2 separate regions of the Homo sapiens genome follow, and region 1 is linked to region 2. Evidence: read pairs that join two places in POLR2A ChIA-PET (ENCODE). Cell type or tissue: GM12878. All regions are shown on one strand. Links, peaks and the distances in the headings refer to the core of each region. The heading gives the core; the rest is flanking DNA. Region 1 overlaps LOC102724945 (a long non-coding RNA gene). Region 2 holds the start of LOC105370446 (a long non-coding RNA gene).

Evidence for each region. ChIA-PET counts read pairs that join two places held together with the same protein. Peaks named below come from ENCODE experiments on the same cell type or tissue, not always from the same donor. Only the 100,000 strongest peaks of a DNase experiment are listed, where the experiment ranks them.
Region 1: POLR2A ChIA-PET joins it to region 2 with 13 read pairs; 3 of 35 experiments call an interaction of 5 or more read pairs at or near these places.

The regions. Positions count from the first base shown.
Region 1 is chr14:34,011,229-34,018,064 of GRCh38, forward strand. The region is part of intron 5 of LOC102724945 (a long non-coding RNA gene); the gene reads right to left. Among named protein-coding and RNA genes, the nearest start is that of EGLN3-AS1, 25 kb to the right of the region's middle. RefSeq lists an enhancer at 2,747-2,916. In GM12878, for the core only: no CTCF peak of the experiment used is centred there; a DNase peak (open chromatin) is centred at 2,473; H3K4me3 peaks cover 1,157 bases; H3K27ac peaks cover 2,248 bases.
Region 2 is chr14:33,957,210-33,965,873 of GRCh38, forward strand. It overlaps LOC102724945 (a long non-coding RNA gene), which reads right to left. Exons shown (of 9, transcript XR_001750942.2): 9 at 1,662-1,937. LOC105370446 (a long non-coding RNA gene) reads left to right here and starts at 1,873. Exons shown (of 2, transcript XR_943737.2): 1 at 1,873-1,958; 2 at 6,760-6,940. RefSeq lists an enhancer at 6,696-7,197. In GM12878, for the core only: no CTCF peak of the experiment used is centred there; no DNase peak of the experiment used is centred there.

The sequences.
Region 1 (6,836 bases), core at 53-5,052, 52 kb after region 2:
TATGCCTCCATTCATATCCTCTTCTACTGAAGTCATTACTTGCTTCATAGTGTCTGCTCACTGCCTTCTTTCCACGTCTCTCAGTTTCTGTGTCAACACTGGACTGCTGTCTATCAGTTGTCTGCTTTTCTCTAACTCTCTGTTCATCTCTGTCCCTAGTTCAAATCCCCCAAGAGTGGCTTTGACTGGTTCAGAAAGTCCCTATCCAGTGCCACCTTAGGCCACCTCCTAGGGGCTAAAAGCCTAAAGCAGTGTGTCTTTTGGTCAGTTGTTAATTCCTGGTTCAACCATTCGTCGCCAAAATGGTGGGGGAAGTGGATATCGAAGGCTAGAGAATTCCCTGTGGTCCCTTTTCCCCAAAAGGAGGCAGTGGGCCTGGAAGCTACTTTGTCTTAATGATGTTTCAAGTAGTATCCCCCAGTGAGCTAATGGTTTAAAACTTCCTTTTCTGAGTACAGATTCCTTCTAGAAGGGTTTTTATCTTTAATATTAGCTCAATTTAGAGCAACAACTACTTGTGGTACTAACCCTGAAAGCAGCACATGCTGGTTGCTTACTGACGAAAAATCAAAGGTAAAGACAGAAAATACCGGCTTAACAAGGCTTTGATAAACTGAAAAAGCCTAAAATTATTTCCGTGAACTCTGCTAACAGTAGCCAGTTAGTTCCTGCTCTTCATTCGTATTCATTCATTCATCACCACCTAGTTAGTAGGTATTCTTCTAGTGTGAAGAAGAAGCTGCTTAAGACAGAAATCCTACCCTCAAGGAGCTGACTCCCCAAGACAGGAGAAAGCAGGTACATCTTTCTTCTCATCTCTCTCTTCCCCAGTTCAACTCTCTCTTTCCTCCCTTCCCCTTTACTTCATGAATTTTTTTTGTAAATATGCCCATTCATAGTCAGTTCCTTCCTTGCCTGTGTTTCCTTTATTTATTTTTTTTATGTTTTAGAAACAGAGTCTCACTCTGTCACCCAGGCTGGAGATTCATCATAGCTTAATGCAGCCTTGAACTCCTGGGCTCAAGTGATTCTCCTTCCTCAGCCCCTGGAGTCGTTAGGACTATAGGCACATGCCACCATGCCCAGCTAATTAAAAAAACTTTTTTTTGTAAAGATATGGGTCTCACTATGTTGCCCAGGCTGTTCGAGTTGTCTCAAACTCCTGACCTCAAGCAATCAGTCCTGCCTTGGCCTCCCAAAGGGCTGAGACGAGAGGCATAAGCAACCCCACCCAGCTGCCTGTCCTTCCTTACTGTGTTGTCAAGGATTCATAGGAGCCCTCACAGACTCTGCCTTACCAAACATGTAAAAAGTAAACGTGGCTGGAAGAACACACACCAAAAGATCAACAGCGATTACTCCGGGGAGGTAAGCAGGATGGGGCAGGAAGTGGATGGTTTTTAATTTACATACCTTTATAGTGTTGGAATTTTTTTTTCTTTTCTTTTTGAGACAGAGTTTTGCTCTTGTTGCCCAGGCTGGAGTGCAATGGCTTGATCTTGGCTCACCACAGCCTCCGCCTCCCAGATTCAAGTGATTCTCCTGCCTCAGCCTCCCGAGTAGCTGGGATTACAGGCATGCACCAACACGGATGGCTAATTTTTTGTATTTTTAGTAAAGACGGGGTTTCACCATGTTGGCCAGGCTGGTCTCGAATGTCCGACCTCAAGTGAACCGCCCGCCTCAGCCTCCCAAAGTGCTGGGATTACAGGCGTGAGCCACTGCGCCCGGCCAGTGTTTGAATTTTTATAAGCTTTTGTTTAGAGATTACTTATTATACTAGAAAAGTAAGTTAGAAGTAAACATTTTCTATTAAAAAAATGAAAAGAAATGAGAAGGAATGAACAACTGTGAACAAATGAAGTGGGTAAAATTTTCCACGGCCCTACCTCAAGGTTACTTTGGTTTCTTTTTTGTTTTTTGACAATCACTAAGGAAGCTCTGTGGAGTGAAGGAGGAACATCATCATCTGCAAGTGACTCAGAAAAAATCTCTTTTGTCCTTTAGATTTGTTTAATTCATGTAGATTGCTTTCTTATTCTTGAAATTCAAGTGACCGTATTCTTACTTTACTATAGAAAAGCAATTGACATGATAAAAATAAGCAAGCCATTTGGGACGTTGAGATTTTCGAGGTAGGTAATGGAAAATTTGGCGGTGAGGGGTCAACAAGGGATGATTTTTCCTAGACGTGTGAGCTTCCTGTAATGTGGAATGTGTACGTGTGAAATCACCAGTCTCTATATTTGCAATAACTTAATAACATGACGGTTCCTCCACCCGTCCTCTTTCCCCACACTGAGTTCCAGTTTCACACTGGGATACTCATTGTGAAGCTTTACAAAGAAAGGAGGAAGTAAACCTACCAACAAGGCAGCAATGTGTTTCAAATGCCACATTCTTAACAGATGAAGGTTTTTTTCATCACACTGATTAGCAATGCCACATGAGTCAAAGTGGATGGTCCAAATCTTGTATTTAATTTTCTTCTCGTGTCCTGGGCCTTTCAAATTTATTAATTATTGTTTACAAGGCCTTGCCTTGCTGGCGTACATTTAGCAGACACTACAATCTTAGCAAGGGTCAGCTTTATCTTGCTGCAGGGTTGCACCTGCTCCCTCAACTGAACTAAAAAGGAAGTAAAAATGTGGTATTTAAGTGGCCACAGCCTTTTGTCTGATGCAGGAAAGCAACGAGAGCTTCTGTTTCTTCACCGTTGTTCATGCTAAAGGGTCTCCAAGTGTATAACACTTAGAGGAATTAGTTTCCTGCTCCCTAAAAGCAAAGAGGTCCGCAGAGAAGAGACAGCAGCTGGCCAGTGAGTCCCAGTAATTCCCAGCAGCACACCAGGGTCTAACAGAGGAGACTACTGTGTTTGAGGAAACTGACGGGATCTAGAGAGAAACCAATGCTTAATGTTTGTCTATCATTCCTCCTAAAAATTAGGTAAGAGCAAAAATAGGCAAATTGCTGCTTGAGGAATAACTAATTTAGTAATAGTTCAGAATAATGCATTGCATTGCCCTTAGATTCAAAGTGGTGTTTTAAGTGACATTCTATTAGCAGAGCCTGCCAGCTGACAAAACTTAGGTAGTATTTGGCTCCCTAAGAGAAGGCAAACCATGAGCATGTGGATTTTGTTTTGTTTGGTTTTGTTTTTTTGAAGACGGAATCTCGCTGTGTTGCCCAGGCTGGAGTTCAGTGGCGCCGTCTTGGCTCACTGCAACCTCCGCCTCCTGGGTTCAAGTGATTCTCCTGCCTCAGCCTCCCAAGTAGCTGAGATTACAGGCTCGTACAACCATGTCCAGCTAATTTTTTTTTGTATTTTTAGTAGAGACAGGGTTTCACCATGTTGGCTAGACTGGTCTCCAACTCCTGACCTCGGGTGATTCACCTGCCTCAGCCTCCCAAAGTGCTGGGATTACAGGCGTGAGCCACCACGCCCTGCTGCATGTGGATATTTTAATTAAAGTTGAATACAGAACTCATTGTGCTTGATATTGAACTTCCTGGGACTACCGTGGCCCACTACTTGAATCTTAGTCCTGACATTGTTAAATGCAAGCAGCTCGGGAGAATGTGGTGGCTTGCTTCAGAGAAAGAAAAAAAGCACTTCTGACAAAATCCCAGAAGCTAAGGTTATTCACGGTTATAAAAGCAGTAACAAAAGTTTTGAATGTTGGTTCTACTGTTTACAATTTTAGAAAAATGTTGTTCGCCTGTCCTTTGATTTTATGAGGCAATTTTGAAAAACATCAATCAAAGAACTGCTCTGAATCTCCAGGTGTGAAAACAGGGGATGACAGGAAATCCAGATGGTCAAATTATGGGCAGAGGTTTTATATTTGTGATTGGTAGAGAGAAGGAGGCCTGTGTCTGAGGCACAACAGATGGGAAACAACCAACTTCATCACTTAAAGAATTATCCTCACTCTCACCCCACAATCTGGAAACAAGTGACAGTGTTGCTCTGCGTAAAGATAGCAGACCTCTTCCAGATTAGGGGGACTTAACAGAGCCGTTTAATTACTTTTTGGGTTAAGAAGTTGCCATCATTATCTCCATTAGTTAATAAGAGACTTACTGCCAGTGACTAAAAAGAAGTAATTACTATTATAATTTTTTAAAATTACACATACATTTCACAATTCTTTTTTTTTTTTTTTTTTTTTTTTTGAGATGGAGTCTCACTCTGTCACCCAGGCTGAAGTGCAGTAGCACAATTTTGGCTCACTGCAAGCTCTGCCTCCCAGGTTCATGACATTCTCCTGGAGAAGAGGAATATGGTATCAAACATCAAAATTTACTAAAGCGGCCAGTCTAGCAGATCATTCAGTCTTTGGAATTCCTTTTATTTATCTTTGAGTTCAAAATTCTGACCTATGTTTGTCTCAATTTAGATTACTGCTAAAATGGAGAAAAAATATGGCACCCATGAAGCCGCTGAATTAAAAGAAAGCATAAACTAACCTTTAAAAATAGTTTGAATTAAGCTTCTTTGGAAAGGGAGATTATAAGATTGGCTAATGCTCAAAAATGGTAATTTTCCTTTGTTTAACTTAAAGTAATAATTTATCTCAAAATAACATCACAGTTACTTGTAAAGATGATGGTATCTGGCTTTTCATTTGGAAGTGTTTTCCAGAAAGCAACTCAGGAATGTACAAAGTTAAACCTATATACACACCAGGTGTATGCGGTCAGGGGTACGCTTTGTTTACCTGTAACTGATTTTAACTTCTTTTAAAGTTAAAATTGAATTGCTCTTCTTTTAAAGAAAAATGTGCATCACTTTCATTTCAGTGGAGTTTTTTGTTTAACTCAAATAAAAAAGATAACAAAGAACTAATAGCCATATTCAATTGTTTAAAATCTTACAAATTAATGAAAAGATAAACAAGAAAAAAATTATGTCAAAGGACATAAATAATTTTGAAATGGCCAATAATCATTTGAAACAACATTAAACTTCATTAAGAATCTAAGGAGTACAAATTATAACAAGTATAAGATGTCATTTTTCACTAGAGCAATTGGAAAGAAAAATTTTAAATACTTAATGTTGGGGAATGTATATAAAAATAAGTGCAAGGATATACACTGCTAGTATAAATGTAGTGTGAGTGCGTGTGTGTATATATACATCTACATATATACCTTCTAAAAGGTATTGATTCAAATTTATTATATATACACATATATTATATAAGTATTATTTATATGAACATATACAAATATATGTATATGTATTTATCTAGATACATAATAAATATTATAAATATATTTATATTTATTTATATTTAGTGGACAATAATCATTTGAAACAATGTTTAGCTTCATTAAGAATCTACGGAAGAATGTTCCTGAAGGTTCTTCATGGAATGAAGAAATGGAATGGACCATGAAGAAATGGTCTTCATGGAATTCCCAGCATACCTCATACCAGAGAGAGAGAATATAACATCCGTTGTTCCCCATTACTATTCTCATTACATTAAGGATGAACAACAACCAGGAAGCGCAAAACTCTGGCAGCCATAAGCATATCTGAATATGTGATTTCTAATATTTATTTCCTATGTGATACACACACACTCACACACACACAGACACAGAGTCATGTGTGTTTTAAAGCCTTAGATGGGTGCATATTCTTTGATTCAATGACTAGATATCTAGAAATTTATTCAGAAATAATCACAGATATGCTCAAAGATATAGCTACAAGGATGCTCATTAGACAGCTATCAAAAACATTATCAAAAACTTGGAGACAGCCTAGATATCCAAAAATAGAGGGTTGCTTAAGTATGTTATAAAACATTTATACAGCAGAACACTACGCGGAGGCAGAGGAATATTTAATGTTTATAATACATTAAATGAAAAGGGAGCCAGGCATAGTGGCATGCACCTGTAATCTCAGCACTTTGGGAGGCTGAGGTGGGAGGGTAGCATAAGCCCAGGAGTTCAAGGTTGCAGTGAGCCACAATTGTGCCACTGCACTCTAGCCTGGGTGACAGAGTGAGATCATGTCTCAAAAAAAGAAAGAAAGAGAGAGAGAGAGAAAGAAAGAAAGAAAGAAAGAAGAAAGAGAAAGAAAGAAAGAAAGAAAGAAAGAAAGAAAGAAAGAAAGAAAGAAAGAAAGAAAGAAAGGAAGAAAGAAAAGGAAAGGGAGATTTCAACACTATTGCATCACTTCAGTTTTGCATTTACACAGTGAAAATTATAGTAAAACAAATCATGCTATTGGTGGTTTATCTCTGGGAACTGGGATTATTGGTGATTTTGATTTTATTCCCATTGTTTACCTGTCTTTTCTATAATTTCATAAAAAAACAGCTTTGTTGAGATGGCATTCACATATCATACAACTATTAATTTTCTTTTTTTTTTTTTTTGACATGGAGTCTTGCTCTATCGCCCAGGCTGGAGTGCAGTGGCGCAATCTCAGCTCACTGCAACCTCCACCTCCCAGGTTCTAGCAGTTCTCCTGCCTCAGCCTCCCAAGTAGCTGAGATTACAGGCGTGCACCACCATGCCTGGCTAATTGTTTTGTATTTTTAGTAGAGATCGGCTTTCACCATGTTGGCCAGGCTGGTTTCAAACTCTTGAACTCAAGTGATCTGCCTACCTCGGCCTCCCAAAGTGCTGGGATTACAGGTGTGAGACACCACACCCGGCTATTACTTTTATAATTAAGAAAAAAAGCAATAAAATTATTCTTACTGATTGAGGTAAACCTCTTTTGGGCAAATAATTAATCAACATGTCATCTCAATTATTTTAATATTGGGTTCATAGCTAGCATTTATCCAGCACTTTAAATTTTGCAA
Region 2 (8,664 bases), core at 1,702-6,701:
ACTAAAGTCCTGATTTTGTTCAGATTTGTTTTTTACCTAGTGGCCTTTTTCTTTTCCTGGATCCTGTTGAAGTTTGCAGAGGTAGAAGTAAGTCTGTAGGGTTTTTAGGGAAGTTTATACCAAATCAGTCTTCTTAGCCCTTTAGGCCTACAGAAACGGTTCTCGAGATCCCCAGGGTCCAAATGAATGGTTACCTACAGAACGTGCCTTCTTCCCTTCCTCAACAGTATATGTCAGTGGCTGAAGGTCGCTGGCACCGTTGCTGTGAGGCCCTCTTTCTACAGCCAGGGGTCTCTGGGGTTCAGGTAGCTGATCCCAATCTTTCCTGCTCCTGGCCTGGAAGTGGGAGTAGGTAGTGCTAGGCTCCACTGGCCCTAGACTTTCCAGTTCCGACAGACCTCTCTGCTTCTGTTCATATATTTACCTTCTCCCTCCCTCCAGAGAAAGAACCTGATTGCTCTAAGGCAGTGGGTCTCAAACTCTACTGGCCATTAGAATCACCTGGCAAGCTTGTTAAAACACAAAGTGCTATGCCTTACCCCTAGAGTTTCTGATTCAGTAGGTCTGGGATGGGGCCTGATAATTTGCATTTCTGACAAGTTTCCAGGAGCTGCTTCTGCTGGCCTCAGACCACATTTTGAGAACCACCATTCCAAGCCAATCAGTTTATGGCATTACCCTGCTAACTGTTAGTGGTCTAGAGGTGGGCAGGTGACCTGCACCAGCCAAATCTGGTGGTTGAAAGCCCTGGTTGTACCGTAGAATCACTTGGGAGCTTCTGAAAAATGACTCTCAGCTGGGCCCCACCCCAGATTAATAAATTAATATTTTTGAAGATAAAGCCTTAGGTATCTGCAGTTTGAAAAGAAAAAATAATGCTACATAATACGTTATTAAATAAACAAAATAAAAATAAAATAATAGCAATAAACAAATACAGTCATGCCTTACTTAACAAAGGGGATACGTTTGGAGAAATGCATCACTAAGCAATTTCCTTGTTGAGAACATCATAGAGTGCACTTACACAAACCTAGATGACATAGCCCACTATACCCCAGGCTCTGTGGTATGGCCTATAGCTCCTAGCCTACCAACCTGTACAACATATTACTGTAATGAATACTGTAGGCAACTGTAACACGATAGTATTTGTGTATCTAAACATCTCTAAACAGAGAAAAGGTACAGTTACAATACAGTACTGTATTATAATCTTATGGGACCACCATCCTACATGTGGTTCATTGTTGACCAAAATGTCATTATGCAGAGCATGACTGTAATGAATACAGCTCTAGCACTTTGGTGACTTCAATGTGCAACAGTACTGAGAACTACTGGCCTGCTTGAACTGAAGAGAATTGATATTAAAGGGAGAGGTCTCTCTCTTTCTTTCTCTTTCTTGCTGCACATGAAGAAAGGAAACAGGCAGCCCAGTGGCCTCTGGCAGCCGTCACATCCCCATGAAGGGAGCCAGTCTCAGGATGCAGCCGACATGGAGGAAGGCAGAGCAGAGTACTGAAAGAACTTGGGACCTTGGTGACATTACTGAGCTGCCTTATCTTACTGTCCCTGGAGCCTGTCCTACCTCTGGACTTCCAGTTATGTGAGATAATACATTTCCTTATTTGTAAAGCCAAATTAAGTCACAGCTTTCAGCTACTAGCAATCAAAAGCATTCTAACAGATAACACGAAAGAAATCTGTGGTCATCCCATAGCCATAATGAACAGTCCCTACCCTTAAAGACACTTTGCCTGGGTGTCTTGCGTTCTGCACATTCCGGAGGACCAGCTTCCTCATCAGAAGTCTGACTCCATGGAAACCAGATGGGGCAACGGGGTGGTTCTAGTGCAGACTGTAGCTGCAGCTCCTCTCCACCTCTAGCCTGCTCATTTCCAGCTCAGAAATTCTACTAATGGCGTTTTTTCTTCCTGAAAAAGGAAATGAACAGGGTAAGACCTGACATTTTACCTTATAGTTAAAATCAATAGTTTTCTTCTTTTACCTAAGCAAACAATCACATAATAGTCAATTTGGAGGTTACAATTGTATTATTCACAAATGGTTTCCTTAAATTGCAAATTTGTCTTCAGACAATGCCTTTCTTAATATTTATAATAGGAAAATGTTTGTAGAACATAAATAACACTGGAAGCTAGTTGGAACAAAGTAAATGTCCAGCCAATGTTTTATTGTATGCATCTAGTATAATGGGTTATGAGATGGAATATAAAGTAAGAGTCCGTGTGTGTGAGACAGAGAGAGAGACGTGCCAAGATGTTATTAATGGTTGTTTCTGAGTAAGTGGGAATATGGACCTTCTTATGTTCTGTTGTTTGTGTTTCTAATATTTTTCTAATGGGCACATATTGCTTTTGTTGAAAGAAAGAAAAAGAACTTTTTTAAGGATATGAGATTGTTTTGCCACTTAAAAATAATCTTTCACTCCTCCATGGGCTGGCCATTGGCTTGTTTGAGCTAAGTACCATTCCCAGCATCCTGCGCACTGCTTTGCTTGAGGTGGCTGAAATCCTGTGAACTACATTTCCCAGATTCCCTTGCCAGCTGGCCCACTTAGATGCTCCAATGGGAAGCACTGGTGGGAAGCTGCATGAAATGAGAGACCCATTTTTCTTGTTGTTGTTGTTGTTGTTTTGTTTTGTTCTTTGTTTTTAGGCTCTGGCAAGGGGTGCCGCAGTGACTTGCAGCTGCAGGGGCTCCAGTAGCCTTTAGCAGTTCCAGCAACCGCATCGGTGTCAGGCAGTGGCCAGCTCCAGCAGCATCAGCAGCTTCCTGCACTGTCAGATGCCAGACACTCCTGGGCTCTGATAACATCACCCCCTCCCTGGTATTCCTCCTGCCTTTCAAGTGGTAGTGATTTCCTGCAGATACTTATCTCTAGGTTAGCACATCTTCCCCTTTTGGTTCCTCCAAATTTCCCAACACTGCTAAGACTGATTTCTTATGTTAAATTCCTTCTATTTAAAAATACTAGAATGAGGCCGGGCGTGGTGGCTCATGCCTGTAATCTCAGCACTTTGGGAGGCCGAGGCGGGCAGATCACGTGAGGTCAGGAGTTTGAGACCAGCCTGGCCAACATGGTGAAACCCTGTCTCGGCCGGGCGCGGTGGCTCATGCCTGTAATCCCAGCACTTTGGGAGGCTGAGGTGGGCGGATCACGAGGTCATGAGATCGAGACCATCCTGGCTAACACGGTGAAACCCCGTCTCCACTGAAAACACACACACAAAAATTCTCCGGGCGTGGTGGCGGGCGCCTGTAGTCCCAGCTACTCCGGAGGCTGAGGCAGGAGAATGGCGTGAGCCCGGGAAGCGGAGCTTGCAGTGAGCTGAGATCGCACCACTGCACTCCAGCCTGGGCGACAGAGCAAGACTCCGTCTCAAAAAACAAACAAACAAAAAGAAACCCTGTCTCTACTAAAAATACAAAAATTAGCCGGGCATGGTGGCCCATGCCTGTAATCCCAGCTACTTGAGAGGCTGAGGTAGGAGACTCTCTTGAACCCAGGAGGCAGAGGTTGCAGCGAGCTGAGATCGTGCCATTGCACTCCAGCCTGGGCAACAAGAGCAAAACTCCATCTCAAAACAAAACAAAAGACATACTAGAATGATGTCTGTTTTCCCAACTGGACACTAACTGATATGCTCTCATATCCTCAATTTCTACATCAAAGTCACGAGCAAATCTTGTCAGTTCTACTGCCAAATTTAACTCCAACCTCTCCTCTTCCTCTTCTGTCCACAGCTATCACCAGTTCTGATCACCATCATTTCTCACTGCAACAGCCTTCTCTCAGATATCCCTACTTCTGCAGTTGCACCACGTCAATCCATTCTCTACATGGAAGCCACAGCCTTCTTCCTACAGGTTGGTGCAAAAGTAATTGCTGTTTTTGCCATTGAAAGTAATGGCGGCCGGGCGCGGTGGCTCACGCCTGTAATCCCAGCACTTTGGGAGGCCGAGGCGGGCGGATCCTGAGGTCAGGAGATCGAGACCATCCTGGCTAACACGGTGAAACCCTGTCTCTACTAAAAATACCAAAAAAATTAGCTGGGCGTGGTGGCGGGTACCTGTAGTCCCAGCTACTCAGGAAGCTGAGACAGGAGAATGGCGTGAACCCGGGAGGCGGAGGTTGCAGTGAGCCAAGATCGTGCCACTGCACTCCAGCCTGGGCGACAGAGCAAGACTCTGTCTCAAAAAAAAAAAAAGAAAAGAAAAGAAAAGAAAAAAAGAAAGTAATGGCAAAAACAGCAACTACTTTTGCACCAACCTAATAGGATGTCAGCATTGTCCATCTCAGCTCCTTGTTTATTTCCTACATAGTCCCTACTAAAACTTGACATTTTTGTTTGTCTGTTTGTTTAAATGGGTGTTTTATGTCTCTCTCCCATAGGAGTATGAGGGCAGGGACCTGTTCACCACAGTATTTCCAGTGCCCAGCACAGTGCCTGACACAAATCAGCTGTTCACTATATGCTAAATGAATACTCTGCATATTTAACTGTTTCCATATTCATGCATAGAAATGAAGAAAATTTGATTTAATTTCAGTAAAGTCTGTACTGTTAGATGCTTCGATTGCTGTGTTTCTCTAGAGAATAAGCCACAGGTTAATTAAAATCTTAAAAAGCAGGAATAAAAAAATAAACATTTTTGGAAAATAGACCAAGTGGATAAAAGATAAATAAAAAGCTGAAAACATTTTCTGAAGATGTCATAGCAAAATTTTCTACCAAGTCTAATTTGGCATAAATCCAAATTCTTCTGTTGACAAATTTGCTTTGACCTAAATTGATTTAACTCTATTAGCTAAAGTTGATGCAGTTCTCTAAACCGGTTTCTAAGTCACTTTTAAGGCTCTGTGAAGGACAACCAGAGATTTTCACTTACAATCAGATCAAGTTCTAGAAGCAGTTTTAGCTGTTGCTTTCTTCAGTTAGGCATCTGTTCCATTCATTCAGACAACAAATGTTTTCTTTCATTCTTTCCGTGTGCCAGGCACCGTACTCAGTGCCAGATGCACACACAAAGAAGACAGACAAGATCCCTGTGCTTCTGAGGACCACATGCAAAAGAAAGACAATAAACAAGGAAGTACATGAATGAGCACAACAATTTCAAGTTGTGATTGAATGCTGTGAGAAAGTGAAACAGCTAAATGCAATAGGTGTGGAGGGGTACCACCAAGTCTGTAGTGGGAGAAACTGCCTGAGAAGGCAACACTTGCCATGAGGCCAGAGTTACCAGGAGGAGCCAGCAGGGCCACGTTGAGACTTTAAAGGTCTTACATGCACATGAATGTTCATTGCAACACTATTCACAACAGCAAGGACATGGAATCAACCTAATTGCCCATCAATGACAGATTGGATAAAGAAAATGTGGTACCTATATACCATGGAATACTATGCAGCCATAAAAAAGAACAAGATCATGTATTTTGTGGGAACGTGGTTGGAGCTGAAGGCTATTATCCTTAGCAAACTAATGCAGCAACAGGAAACGAAATACCACATGTTCTCACTTATAAGTGGGAGCTAAATGATAAGAACTTACGAACACAAGAAGGAAACAACAGACACGGGTCTACTTGATGGGGGAGTGTGGGAGAAGGGAGAGGAGGAGAAAAGATAACTATTGGGTACTGGGCTTAATACCTGGGCGAGGACATAATATGTACAACAAATTCCTGTGACATGTGTTTACCTATGTAAAAAAACTTTCACATGTACCTCTAAACCTAAAATAAAAGTGTAAAACAATTATTTTTAAAGAGAGACTTTAGAGGTCTTAAACATGGTGATATTATAGTGTCTTCTCTCTCTTCTAACTCAAGTAATTAAAAATAAAAATAATCAACCAAGCCTTAAAATAAATGCAAACAGCTGTGCGTGGTGGCTCACACCTGTACTCCCAGCACTTTGGGAGGCCGAGGCTGGTGGATCATTTGAGGTCAGGAGTTTAAGACCAGGCTGGCCAACATGGTGAAACCCCATCTCTACTAAAAATACAAAAATTAGCCAGGCACAGTGGTGTAGCAGGACAACCCGCAGACAAAACTCCTCAGACACCAAGTTAAAGAAGGAAGGCGTTTATTGGGCCGGGGCTCAAGAGCCGAGTTCTCCGAGTGAGCAATTCCTGTCCCTTTTAAGGGCTCACAACTCTAAGGGGGTGCACGTGAGAGGGTCATGATCGATTGAGCAAGCAGGGAGTACGTGACTGGGGGATGCATGCACTGGTAATTGGATCGGAACAAAACAAGATAGGGATTTTCACAGTGCTTTTCTATACAATGTCTGTAATCTATAGATAACCAATTAGGTCAGGGGTCGATCTTTAACTACCAGGCCCAGGGTGTGGCACCGGGCTGTCTGCTTGTGGATTTCATTTCTGCATTTTAGTTTTTACTTTTTCTTTCTTTGGAGGCAGAAATTGGGCATAAGACAAAATGAGGGGTGGTCTCCTCCTTTAGTGGTGTGCCCCTGTAATCCCAATTACTCAGGAGGCTGAGGCAGGAGAATCGCTTGAGCCTGGGAGGCAGAGGTTGTAGTGAGCCAAGATCGCACCACTGCACTCCAGTCTGGGTGACAGAGTGAGACCCTATTTCAAAAAAAGAAAAAAAAAAAATTTCAAACAAGGTCAACACAATTCTGCTTTCTTCCCAATGGCAACTACTTGAATACTTTTATGATAATATCTAAAAACTCTTCTAAAATTATTTTCTTGTTTTAGGTCCCTGCTGATTCTCCAAATATGTGTCTAATCTGTTTACTGAGTTCCATAGCACTTGGAGCCATCCATGCAAAAATCTGTAGAAGAGCATTCCAGGAAGAGGGAAGAGCAAATGCAAAGACGGGCGTGAGAGCTTGGTGCATACAGCCATGGGCCAAATAAAGTTTCCTTGGAATAGCCATGCCTGTTCTTTCACATGTCATCTGTGGCTACTTTCACACTTGCATGACCCTGAGAGTGACTGATTGCCTTAAACTTTGTTTCTTTTATGGCCTCACTAGTGTAGCCAATCGCTGCCGCACAACAGCACAGCAGACACGGTATCAGGCAAAACCTAAAATATGTGGTCCATTACAGAAAAAATTTGCTGACCCCTGGGCTTGCTTATTTGTTTATTTATGAAGTGAGATTAGGAGCCATTGGAGACTTTTTAGCTGTGGAGGATGCAGGACTTCATTTTTATTGTTTAAAAGGTGGCGTTGGCCGTGGTGTAGAGAATGGATTTGGGGGTAAGGCACCACAGAGGCAAAGAGAACAGGATGATGCTTTGGTGCTAGCTGCTGGGGCTTGGAGTTGGGTGAGAGCTGTAAGCATCAAATCTTCTGAAGGGATCAACCCTCATGTAGTTACAACACGGGCTCATTTTTCTCTTGAAAGGGCTCTAAGAGTCCTTCACACAGTGTCCATCCAGCTCTTCTCAGTAGAGGGCTCACTCCCACAGGACTGCTGCCACTTTGCAAGCAATTGGTTGTCACCTATACTTCTGATCAACTGGCTATAAACCGGGGTTCCCACCACCCACTCCTCCAGTTTGATTAATTTGCTAGGATGGCTCACAGAACTCAATGAAGCACATTTCGTGAATAGCCAGATGAAGAGGTGGATGGGGCAGGGTATGGGGGAGGTGCTACCGAGCTCCCAAGTGCTCTCCAGGAACACCACCCTCCCAGCACCTATGCATGTTCAGTGACCCGGAAGCTCACTGAGGATTGTTCAAGAGTTTTTACAGAGCTTAATCTCTATCGCCCCTCTCCCTTTCCTGGAAGCTGGAGGGTGGGGCTGAAATATCCTACTCTCTAATCCTCTCCACACTTGGTCTTTCTGGTGACTGGCCCCACCCTGACTTATCTCATCAGCATAAACTCAGGTATGATCAAAAGGGGCCCATTATGAATAACAAAAGATGCTCTTATCACTCAAGAAATTCCAAGGGTTTTAGGAGCCTATAGCAGGTACTGGGGACAAGGATCAAATATATATACTTTTTCTTTTTACTTGGTATAATTAAGCAACTTTTATTTGGTGTTCTGTAAGAATTTATTTCTTATTATGCCACAAATACCTTTTGAGTCTTCCCATTGATTAGCCCTCTTATTTTAGAGGCCTTTGACAGTGTTTCTGCCAACTTTAGGCCTTAGGAAAAGCCTCTGAAACTTAAACTTTGGTATCCCATTCAGGTACCAGATGTCTTGAAAAGCCCCCTAGAGCCTCTGTAAGCCCTCAGAGCCACAAGGAACACACCATGGCTGCTGGTATTCATTCTTCAGCTTCTCATGGTGACAAGCTGGTGAAAACCCTGGGGAGCTAAGAGTGGGGGACTGGTGCTGAGACTACTCCTTGCCACCCCAACCTCACCCCAACCCACACTATGCCCCTGTTCCAAGGTCCTCATGGCAGGGCACACAGCCTTCTGGGCTTGGCAGATGCACCTACCCGTGTGGGCTTCCCTGCTCGAGCTCTGAGTCCTGATGTGAGGCAGGCATGTGCCCCTTTAGTGTGATCCCCAGCAACGCAGCCTCTTTTCTCTAACTTGAGTCAGCCGCCTTTCTGGTAGCTGGCACCTCATTCTGCCTCTACTTTTTTCTGCCAGTACAGTTGGCCCTCCATACCTGCGGGTTCCACATC